4 separate regions of the Homo sapiens genome follow, and regions 2, 3 and 4 are each linked to region 1. A link is a loop called in an ENCODE intact Hi-C map of the cell type or tissue named here. Cell type or tissue: MCF 10A. All regions are shown on one strand.

The links. A loop is a pair of places that touch in the nucleus more often than their neighbours do. Peaks named below come from ENCODE experiments on the same cell type or tissue, not always from the same donor. Only the 100,000 strongest peaks of a DNase experiment are listed, where the experiment ranks them.
Region 2: a loop joins it to region 1, with 14 times the contacts of the local background. A loop is called at or near these places in 10 of 110 quality-filtered maps.
Region 3: a loop joins it to region 1, with 12 times the contacts of the local background. A loop is called at or near these places in 26 of 110 quality-filtered maps.
Region 4: it touches region 1 in a loop (5-fold over the local background); 5 of 110 quality-filtered maps call a loop at or near these places.

The regions. Positions count from the first base shown.
Region 1 is chr6:70,519,260-70,521,759 of GRCh38, reverse strand. The region is part of intron 12 of FAM135A (family with sequence similarity 135 member A); the gene reads right to left. Among named protein-coding and RNA genes, the nearest start is that of SDHAF4, 46 kb to the left of the region's middle. In MCF 10A, a CTCF peak has its summit at 991; no DNase peak of the experiment used is centred here.
Region 2 is chr6:71,012,007-71,014,506 of GRCh38, reverse strand. No RefSeq gene overlaps it. Among named protein-coding and RNA genes, the nearest start is that of B3GAT2, 56 kb to the right of the region's middle. In MCF 10A, CTCF peaks have their summits at 1,266 and 1,467 (motif pointing right); a DNase peak (open chromatin) is centred at 1,476.
Region 3 is chr6:70,685,291-70,687,790 of GRCh38, reverse strand. The region is part of intron 1 of SMAP1 (small ArfGAP 1); the gene reads right to left. Among named protein-coding and RNA genes, the nearest start is that of SMAP1, 19 kb to the right of the region's middle. In MCF 10A, a CTCF peak has its summit at 1,039 (motif pointing right); no DNase peak of the experiment used is centred here.
Region 4 is chr6:70,308,890-70,311,389 of GRCh38, reverse strand. No RefSeq gene overlaps it. Among named protein-coding and RNA genes, the nearest start is that of COL9A1, 7.1 kb to the right of the region's middle. In MCF 10A, a CTCF peak has its summit at 1,155 (motif pointing left); a DNase peak (open chromatin) is centred at 1,119.

The DNA of each region.
Region 1 (2,500 bases):
GGAAAGGCTTTGTCAGCTACTGGAGCAAAATTAGGCAACAGGAGCCAGAAAAGATGTCTTATTTGGACAGTACAGGGAGGAGAAATTATATTACATCTACAATTATTTTCTAAACAAAGTAAGATCTAGGATTCTTTGGTTTTAAATGTCCAACAAATTAGAGACCTATTTTACTTGTCATCAATATCCGGCCAGGTGAATTTCTGACTTACTAAACTTGTTTCCCTAAGCAGATAAACCTGGGTCTTCAGACAAACAAGTCAATGAGGGAAGTGGGAAAAGAAGATATCAATGAGAAGGATGCATTCTGTGTCTTTACTTTCATATGTGGTCCAAATGCTTTTTTCCCCTCTCCAACATTAAAGGAAAGGTGAGAGAAAAATAACAGCCTGTCTGGCTATTAAGATGATTTCCTTTGGGGCTATAAAGCATGAAAAAAACGCATCTTTAAGTTATCTGGATTCCTGCAGTTGCAGCTGGACCTACGAAACTGGCGCTAGCTGCTTTTCCTTCTCTCTCTACCTTCTCTAAGTCCTACAATAATGATCATTTCTTGACAGTACTCTACCTCATAGTCTCCACACTAAAAACTTTATTCTAATTCTTTGACTTAAACCACATAAAAACTCAATGTCAAATTGAATGATGAAGAAAAAACAAACAAAAAAAAACCTCTAGGATGATATTATCTTCATTTAATAGGTGAGGAAACAAAGACACAAAGAGGTTAATTATTTGGCCAAGATAACATAGCTAGTAGGCGATAAACCTGTGATTCAAACGAAGATTTGAGAAACTCCAGTTCTTGTGCTCCAAACACTTACCTTTTCCTTTCTGCATTAAGACTCCTTGTTATCAGAAATCTTTCTTGTATGCACCCAAATGAAGTTCTTTCTAAATTCACTCTCAGCATAATTATCATGCTGTAGCTATTACAACTAAGGGTATTAACTGTAGTGTGTGGCCATAACTAAGGTATGACTGCCACCTGATGGCAATACAGCTAATTTTCAGGCAAAAGTTTGACAGAAAAAAATTTTTAATTTACAAATTTAAATTTCAAATATGGGGAATATATATATTACTGCTTTGTATATGTATGTATTTTGGCATGCATTTTTGATATTTATAAAAAATGAATTTTGTGTGCCCAATTAAAAAAAAACTTATTTGGCAACATCACTTATTCAAAAGCTAGGAGGAAGACAGCCAAGCATTCAAAATAAGTATTTGTTAATGCTTCACAGAGTTAAATACTCCTGTATCTGTGTTCATTCTAATAATGCTGTTCAAATTGCTAACACAGTATTTATATTACAATTCTATACATGTGCATTCAGATTAGATTCTAATCTTGAGTGCAGGGTCTATATCTGATAGATTATCTAATATCTATGCTACCTTGAAAAAAATAAGCACCTTGCAAATGTTTACTGAACAAATGTTTTTTACGTCCTTGCACTAACTCATAGCAAAATTATCATAAAATTGTTTCATTACAAAGCTGATTTATACTTACTAGTTGATACAATTGCACTTGGTTTCAGTTATTTGCTTTCCCAATCCACACCACATTAAAAGAGCAAATTAGACAAAGAAAAATGAATTACAGAGGTAAGTACACAGGCAGTTACAAGAAATGATGAGAACGTGATGAAGAAATATCCGTCCTTAAAAAAAAAGCCTAGAATTCCCCTATAAAAGATCACACAAAATAAATAAAAAATTAATACTTGAGGTCTTTTAATGGATATTCCAATATCCTGGCATTTTTAATAATATGGAATACTAGTGCATTAAAAGCTGAGCACATTAAATAAAATTCACAACTAAATTATTATCATATATATCATATCATACCTATACTAAAGTATGTTTAGTATAGGCATGCCTTGGAAATATTATGGGTTAGGGTCCAGACCACCACAATAAGGTGAATATTGCAATAAAGCAAGTCACATGAATTTTTTCAGTTTCCCAGTGTGTATAAAAGTTATGTTTACACTATACTGTAGTCTCTTAAGTGTGCAATAGCATTATACCTTTTTTAAAAAAGCCAATGTGTATACTTTAAAAATATTTTATTGTTAAAAATGCTAATGATCATCTGAGCCTTCGGCTACTTTTGCTGCTGGAAGGTCTTGCCTTGATATTGATAGCTGCTGATCAGGGTGGCTGCAGTGGCTATGGCAATTTCTTAAATTACAACAATGAAGTTTGCTGCATCAATTGACTCTTCCTTTCACAAAAGATTTCTCCTTAGCATGTGATGCAGTTTAACAGCATTTTACCCAGAGTAGAACTTCAAAATTGAGTCAATCCTCTTGACTCGCCACTGCTTTTTCAACTAAGTTTATGTAATATTCCAAATCTTTTGTTATTTCAACAATGTTCGCAGCATCTTCACCAGGAGTAGAGTCTATCTCAAGAAACCACTTTCTCTGTTCATCCATAAGAAGCAACTCTTCATCTATTCAAGTTTGATAATGAGATTGCAGCC
Region 2 (2,500 bases), 490 kb before region 1:
ATAATATATATGTGAATTAGCTTGATCAATCATTTCACAACATACACATATTTCAAAACATTACATTGTACATTGTAAATATATACAAGTTTTATTTGTCAATTATACCTCACTAAAGCTGGGAAATTTTTTAAATAAATTTTTTACCTAAAATTGAAGAACTCCTGTTATCATACTCCTGGCTTTTTACAGTCCTATCTATAACATTAAAATTTTTTAAACTATAGTTTTTCCTCATGTCCCTTCCCTAACTTGCCAGATTCTCCAGATGTCAATCCTTCCAGAGTTGGATGGTTCTTGTCCCCACAGAACAGAGTGTGAAATCCCAATAATCAACCCAGCATGGCAGGCAGCCTCCAACACCAGTTTTTCTTCCTTTGACAATGGACCCTGTGCAGCAAGCTTTTAGGAACCAGCTTTAGTCCAAGTGCCTGAAGCACTTTATACTCATTCATCTGAAATTGCTGGTTATAGGACAATTTCACAGACACAGACACACACACACACACACACACACACACCCCTTGTTGAAGGCCCAAGTAAATATTTAGCATTATCAATAAGGATAATCCCATTAAAGTGAAATAAGAGAAAAATGTTAATGGCTAAACTGAATATATTTGGTTATTGTTTCTCTTTTGAGAAATATATCTCGTGCCATAATGGTATTTTAGTGTAACTCTAAAGTGTGTTTATACAAAATTAGAGAAACTTTGGTTCCACTTTGTGGCAGCACCATAATGTCTATGTCACATGATGCCAACTATTAAATATTAATACAAAGGCAGGGATTTAATGTCTGTTTCCCCTAGAGGAGTGCCTGGTACGAGGTAGGCTGTTGATAATATTTGTTGATTATTGATTTTTTTATTGGTCCTAATAACTGAATTTTTAGTTAAGCCAAAAAATGCACACAGTATAAATATACAGTTTTCACATTATTTTTGTCTAAAAGGAGCTAATGACTAGCTCCATTTTGAACTACAAAATGCAAATTAGTTTCATGTTTTGTTTAAAATTCCTCAGTCTCCTCTAGCTGTCCCTCTGGAGAGTTCAGGTTCTTCCCATCATTTAATGATCTGTTTACTGAAGCCAAGGGCAGAGTTGCTAGTGGTTAACTTCCCAAAACACTGGTTGTTAATAGTAACAGCTGATACGCTGTTGTCTGGCTGCAGCTGTGCTGGGAAATCAATAGTTCTTTGTTGATTAATAACTGATTTCTCCACTGATCAAAATGCACAGATCAATGCACTGCTCCATCTGGTTGCAGCCTCCACCCCCGCTTCCTCCCCAAATAATGGATGCCTCAGCCAAACTGTAGCACCCATTCCTGCCATCCAATTCATGTTTCATTCTGCTCAGAATATGACTGGGATACCCTACGATGAACAAGAAGGTTGGGCCATACCCGAAATTTGGCTTTCAAATTTTATAGCCAGTTATCTGTGCACTACCCCTGCTTCCTGTCCACTAGATGGTGCTACAGACCTGTGTTTGTAACAGTTCACTAGGCTTTGAGAAAGATTGAAAACTGTAGACAGGTGAAATGCTGTGGAATGTTTAAAATCTATGAACGTTAATTCTTTAAACATTCTGGTCTGTGCATGTGTCTTGGCAGGCACTTTAATAAAAAGTCCATCTAAATGAATGGAAATTCACAACTTGCCCATTTATTTATTACACCTGGCAGCCTGGGGCATACACAATTTCAGGGCAAGCACCTCCTGGCACCTCTGTAAACAATATAAAGCAGCTGTTTACTCAGTGCATAACAATTAATGTGCTCCCTAAAGGGTAGAATTTATGACACTGAATACATAAGAGAATGCTTTGTGATCTCCCAAGACACTGCTCAGTAAAATCAGTGGGTTGTCATATCTCAGGTTCATTAATTGCTCTACGGATCCTAATACCCGGTAGAGAAATCAGAGTAGGAATTTAGCCAGTGAGCTTTTGTGTTTCCAGTAATCACCTTTCAGTCAAGATTGAGGGTCAAATTCATGGAGGAATCCAGTTTTTCAAGGAAACCTTGGCTTTTTTTTTTTTTTTTTTTAACTATGAAAGAACTTCCCTTCTGGTTATTTCTATACCAGTTCTACTGCTGGGGGGATGGGGAGCTAGTAGTAAATATGGCTCATTTGGAAAGTGATCTGAATCCTCTTTTGTAAAAAGGCTAATTTTGTTGTTCTATTGTGTTCTTTCCCTTTGTGGCACTGAAGACCTCTCAGCAATAACATAAATCAAGCAGATTTGGCTTGGAGGCAGCCATCAGCTTCCTGTCCTTGTGACAAAATGGACTTAACCTCATTTGCAATCGACCACCCCCTTTTCACTGATTTTGAATTGTTTGGTTAACTCACTTTGGGAAGGAGTATCAATAATTCAGCATTAGCCAGTTGGCATGTCACCCTGACAGATGGAAACAGCTACAGTGCTATTGATTCAGTTACTCCCTCTCAGGGGGCAGTGGTGAGATTCCACCCACCCTCACTCCCCCATC
Region 3 (2,500 bases), 170 kb before region 1:
AGAAGTCACAGTAAGATTGGTGGGTTGTATCAACATCAGTATCTTGGTTGTGACATTTGTCTATAATTTTACAAGATGTTACCATTAGGAGAAACTGGGTCAAGTGTCTATGTATTTTTTTAATCATCCAACATATATTCAACTGTGATTCACACATTATAGTTTCTCTATGTATGTTTTGATTCATAGCTTTCCTTCCATCCCAAACATGCACCAAAAGAGTAAAGAAGCTATTATCTCAACTAAATGGCGGCAAAAAAATGACCATTATTCTTAACCTAACTTTACTCTTCAAAACAGAGAAGCAAAATACTAGAAATACTCAATGCCCTACATTGAGAAAAATGTACTATAATCATTCAGCAATAAATATATAAGTTGCAGCAAATTACATGGTACAATAAAATCTTAATAACCTAAAATCCTACTAAATATATTTCCCTTGGTTAATTGGAATTGTTTTTTGAGAAACTGCTGTAATGTGAAAAGAATACATGGCAAAGAAATTCATCACAAATTTAAGAAAATGATTACTTCATGAAAATGATAATCCTCATTTTTTAAAATTTAAAAATTAAAACAGCACTGTCAAACTGTACTTTCCATGATGCTGGAAACATTCTATAATCTGCATTATCCAATACATTAGCTCCTAGCCACAGTGGCTATTAAGCCTAGAAATGAGGCTACTGGAATTAAGAAAGTGAATGTTTAAATTCGGTTAAATAGCCTTATGGCTAGTGACTTCCACACTGGACAGGACAAACCTAGAACTTACAGAAAAACTTAAAAAAAACACAGAGAGACAGCCACAATGTAAAAATCATCATCATCAGTATATTAGGTCAATATTTCTCAAACAGGGCACTACTGGCATTTTGGGCAGAATAATTCATTGTGCAGAACTGTCCCAAAGAGAATGTTCCTTTCAAATGATAAGGGTATTTTTTCCCAAGTTTAGTTTTATGACAACTTTTGAAATTACAGAGTATTATTACATTCAAAGAAATTACTAAAGCTGTTAAATTCACAGCAATAACGCATTTTCACCAGCAGAGGGCAGATATATGTTATAAAACCACCACTTCGTATATACTGTATTCAAATATTTAAGAAGCCCAATTGTACTGAAAAGACACTATTATATTCATTTATACAAAAAGAATTGTACTTCTGTAAGATAAGAAAGCAAATGTGCTAAAAAAGAAATGTGTGTTTTTTCAAAAATACACTGACAAGTCTCCCAGAAACCAATTTTTGTCAACTGTATCAGTTTATTCAAGAGTTAACTATAATTCCTCAAACAAAACAAAGTAACCCTGACAAAAGTTCCATTAAGCCTTATTTCAAGGGCCATTTACACCCATATTAATAACATTCCTTCCGCTGCGAAACAAATTCCAAACAATTTTCTTCACAGACCACATAAGTTGTCAGAATCCCAAGAGAAAATATGTATTTGTTTCAAAAGTAAACTAAACACAGAAAACAAAACAAGCAATGAAATGTGGCAAAGGTGTTAAAAATGGTAAAGGACTGCCTAAGAAAAGCATAAAAATACTAAAGATTCACTTTCTTAAATCTTACTGCACTGCATAGCAGGTAAAAAAAACAGACTCTGAGGCAATTTGGATTCAGCTTCACCACAGAAATTTTCATAAGAGCTTAGAAAATAGTTTTAATGTCTACCAAAAAAATACAAAAATCAAATGGCGTTTTCTAGTTCCTCTGATGGTGGCATACATCTGTAGTCCCAGCTACCTGGGAGGCTGAGGTAAGATCATTTGAGCCCAGGTGTTTGAGGCTGCAGTGAGCCATTGTGGTGCCACTACACTCCAGCCTGGGTGACAGAGTGAGGTTCTGTGTTAAAAAAATAAAATAAAATAATAAAAAAATTAAAAAAACCTCTTCTCCCAAGGCTTCTCTGTTCTGGTTTTCCTTACAGTCTTCCTTCACAAAGAATGGGACGATTCTACTTCATCCCATTGCCTCTCTACAAAATCTTCATCATTGACCCTCTGGTTAGACAAGTGTTGAATGGAGTAATATGGCTTTAGGAAACACTTCTATGCCGATAACTCCCAAATCAACAATTGTCCCTTTGTCTATTTTCTCCCTGACATTTCTGCCCAGTACTTACACCTGTCTTCAGAAAGGTACGTACAAAGCATGTCCACTAAGTATATGCACAAACCTGTTTACCTGGTTATTCCTACATGAAATAACTTTGCCATTCTCCTTTAAGTTTGATTTCACTCTTCCTCAAGAACTACCTCTTTTATTAAAAACCTTCCCCAGCCCCCATTCTTGGTGATTTTTACTTTCTCTGAATTTATTTAACATCTAAAGCTTGCATTACACTTTCCAGAATACACTCTGTGTTTATGGCCTGCCTCTTTAAAGTAAAGGCTCCTCAGGGCAAGGTAGGGTAGGGTTTCTGCTGTGTATCTCTCACTAATGTCTACTCTAGTGAATCAGCAGATAAAAAGTTAAAAAAAAA
Region 4 (2,500 bases), 210 kb after region 1:
GACTAATCAGTAGGCATCGGTCCTCCTGTATGCAGTGTTTTGTAAATAGCTGTTTGACTGGTTCACCAGTGATTACTGGAGTTGCCTTTTATTTGTATCTGTTCAGGAGTCAGTCAGTAGATTTGTCACATATAACCATGAACTCATACAGGTCTCTTCACCTGTTTCTTCACCAGGAAAACAGGAGAGTCACATCTGTCCTGCTGGATTGTTGCGAGGTACAAATGAGACTGTGATGAGAAATGTTCTTGAAAAACCATATAGTATTATGAGAGGGAAAGTATTATTGATGAGAAGAGCTTGAAGGACTTATCAAGGGCAGTATTACAGGAGGAAGAATCATAAAAGTGTAGCAAACAGACAAAGATGTGCATATGGAAGGGAGAAGGGGGCTTTCAATTGATTTACCTTGCTATCTATAATGGGTTTTTTGAGTAGTTGTATATTGTCTAGGATAGTTTTTAGTATTTAGCACAGCCACACTCTTCTAAGATCTAAATGAACCACCATTTACTGGACAGATTGGGGTTGAATCAAAGAAGAAAGCAGAGGAGAGTGAGTTATAAGAAAAATTGTAGCTAAAATTTATTGAGTGCCAGGTACTGTTTTTGGCTCTAGTTTGATCCTTATAGTATACCTATAAGGTAAGTGCTTTCATTACTCATTTTTACAGATAAATAAGATGAGTCAGAAAGGTTAATTACCTCTCCATGGTCTCCCAGCTAGAAAGTGGTAGAGCTGAGATTTGAACCTAAGCAATCTGGTTCCAGAGCCCACATTCTTAACCTTGAGTTTGGCTCTGTTTAGTTATAAGGCTGAAATTGGTGGTGGTTAGTGAGGTCAGAGTGGATGGCTCATCTATGAAGGCAGAGTTAATTTTAATCTTTCGTTTAGTGTCTTTCTCCTTCAGTAGGCTCTCATGAACCTCAGGGTGCATTGTATTTGCACATTTTTTTGAGAGGAACCCTAAAAAGAAGTCAATTACAATACTTCAATTTATACATATGGAAAATAACCAAGAATGAAATATTTTCTTAAAATCAAAGTTATCTACTTGAAGACTGGAAATCAAATTCGTCTTTGATGCCTTAGCTTAGGTTTCAAATTTCAGGATTATACTGCCACCTAGTGCAGAGAAAACATTTTCCCAGCATGTGAAAGCTAGTAAATGCATATGAAACTTCATAGATGCAACCTAAAACAAGGTATATTTAAAGTTTATTTCATAAAAGAGAACGAGGTATTTGAGAAGCAATGACCTTTTTACATTTTATTGGTAAAGGTTAACGTGCAATTCAGGTACACACTTTTATTAGTAGTAGTAGGTTGTTAAAGGACAATAGTGCAGAAGAGAAGGCTTAGGTTTCTATACTTCATTCTGCCATGTAAATTTCCTTAATTAATGTCTAGTAAGGAAATCAATACAATTTCCTTTCATGAGATCAAAAGTTCTCAGTAGGAGTTATGGGTTCAACTGATAATTATTTTAAAATTTTATTAAACAAATACTCATACACTTACAGTCTACAAGTCAATGCCAATTGTAACAAAGGAGAGGTAGCCTAACGGTGTTGAAAACATGACCTATATGGGCAGCACTTCTCAGTGGATCAGCAGGAGATTGGCATCACCTGGGAGCTTGCTAGAAATGCAAATTCTCAGACTGATCTTCAATATCCTGAACCAGAACCTCTGGGGGTAATGCCCAGGAGTATGTTTTTAACAAGCCATGAAATTGTGGTAAGAAATGGTCTTGGAAAACCATAGAGCATTATGAAAGGGAAGGTATTATTGATGAGACAAGATTCAGGGCTTTACAGTAGGTAAAGAAACATACTGATTGGGCCAATAAGTGTGTTTCATTGAAGGGAGCAAAAGAGGCTTAGGACATGAATCAGCTGCTGTAGACCTAAGACTCACAAGGCAGCAAATGCAGCAACAGCTCCTGGAAGCACGTGTGCTATGGAGGGGAATTGATTTTTCTCCTCCTTGGGGAGATGGAAATGCTCATACTTTAGAGAGAGCAAAAGTAATATGCTGAAAAGCTTAGGAGTGGGGGAATTTTACATTAAATGACCTGTTTTTGTATTAATGTTCTATGGTGAGAACACATTTGTTTGTGAGTGATTTCAGAGAAAAAACGGCCATGGGCTCTATGTGCTTGCTATAGATGATTAGGCTACAATTACAAGTATTGGGCCAAAATAAGAAGATTAAAAATAGAGCTTTGATTATGGTGAAATTTCTTTACAGTAAAACTGAACCCAATGTAAAACTGTGGGAGTCCTAGTTTTAGCAACTCTAATTGTTAATCAGCCTCTCAGCCAGAGATTTCTGTGATAAATTTCAGGCTCTAGCTGTGACTAATTTGCAGCATCCTCACACAACTGGTAGGTGCCATTAGGCATCTTGGGTCTTTTATTTTAAAGTAAAGATAGATGGAATAAAGCTTAAAATTAAATACCATTAGGAAGCTAGTTTTAAAAATACTTCTTCTTTA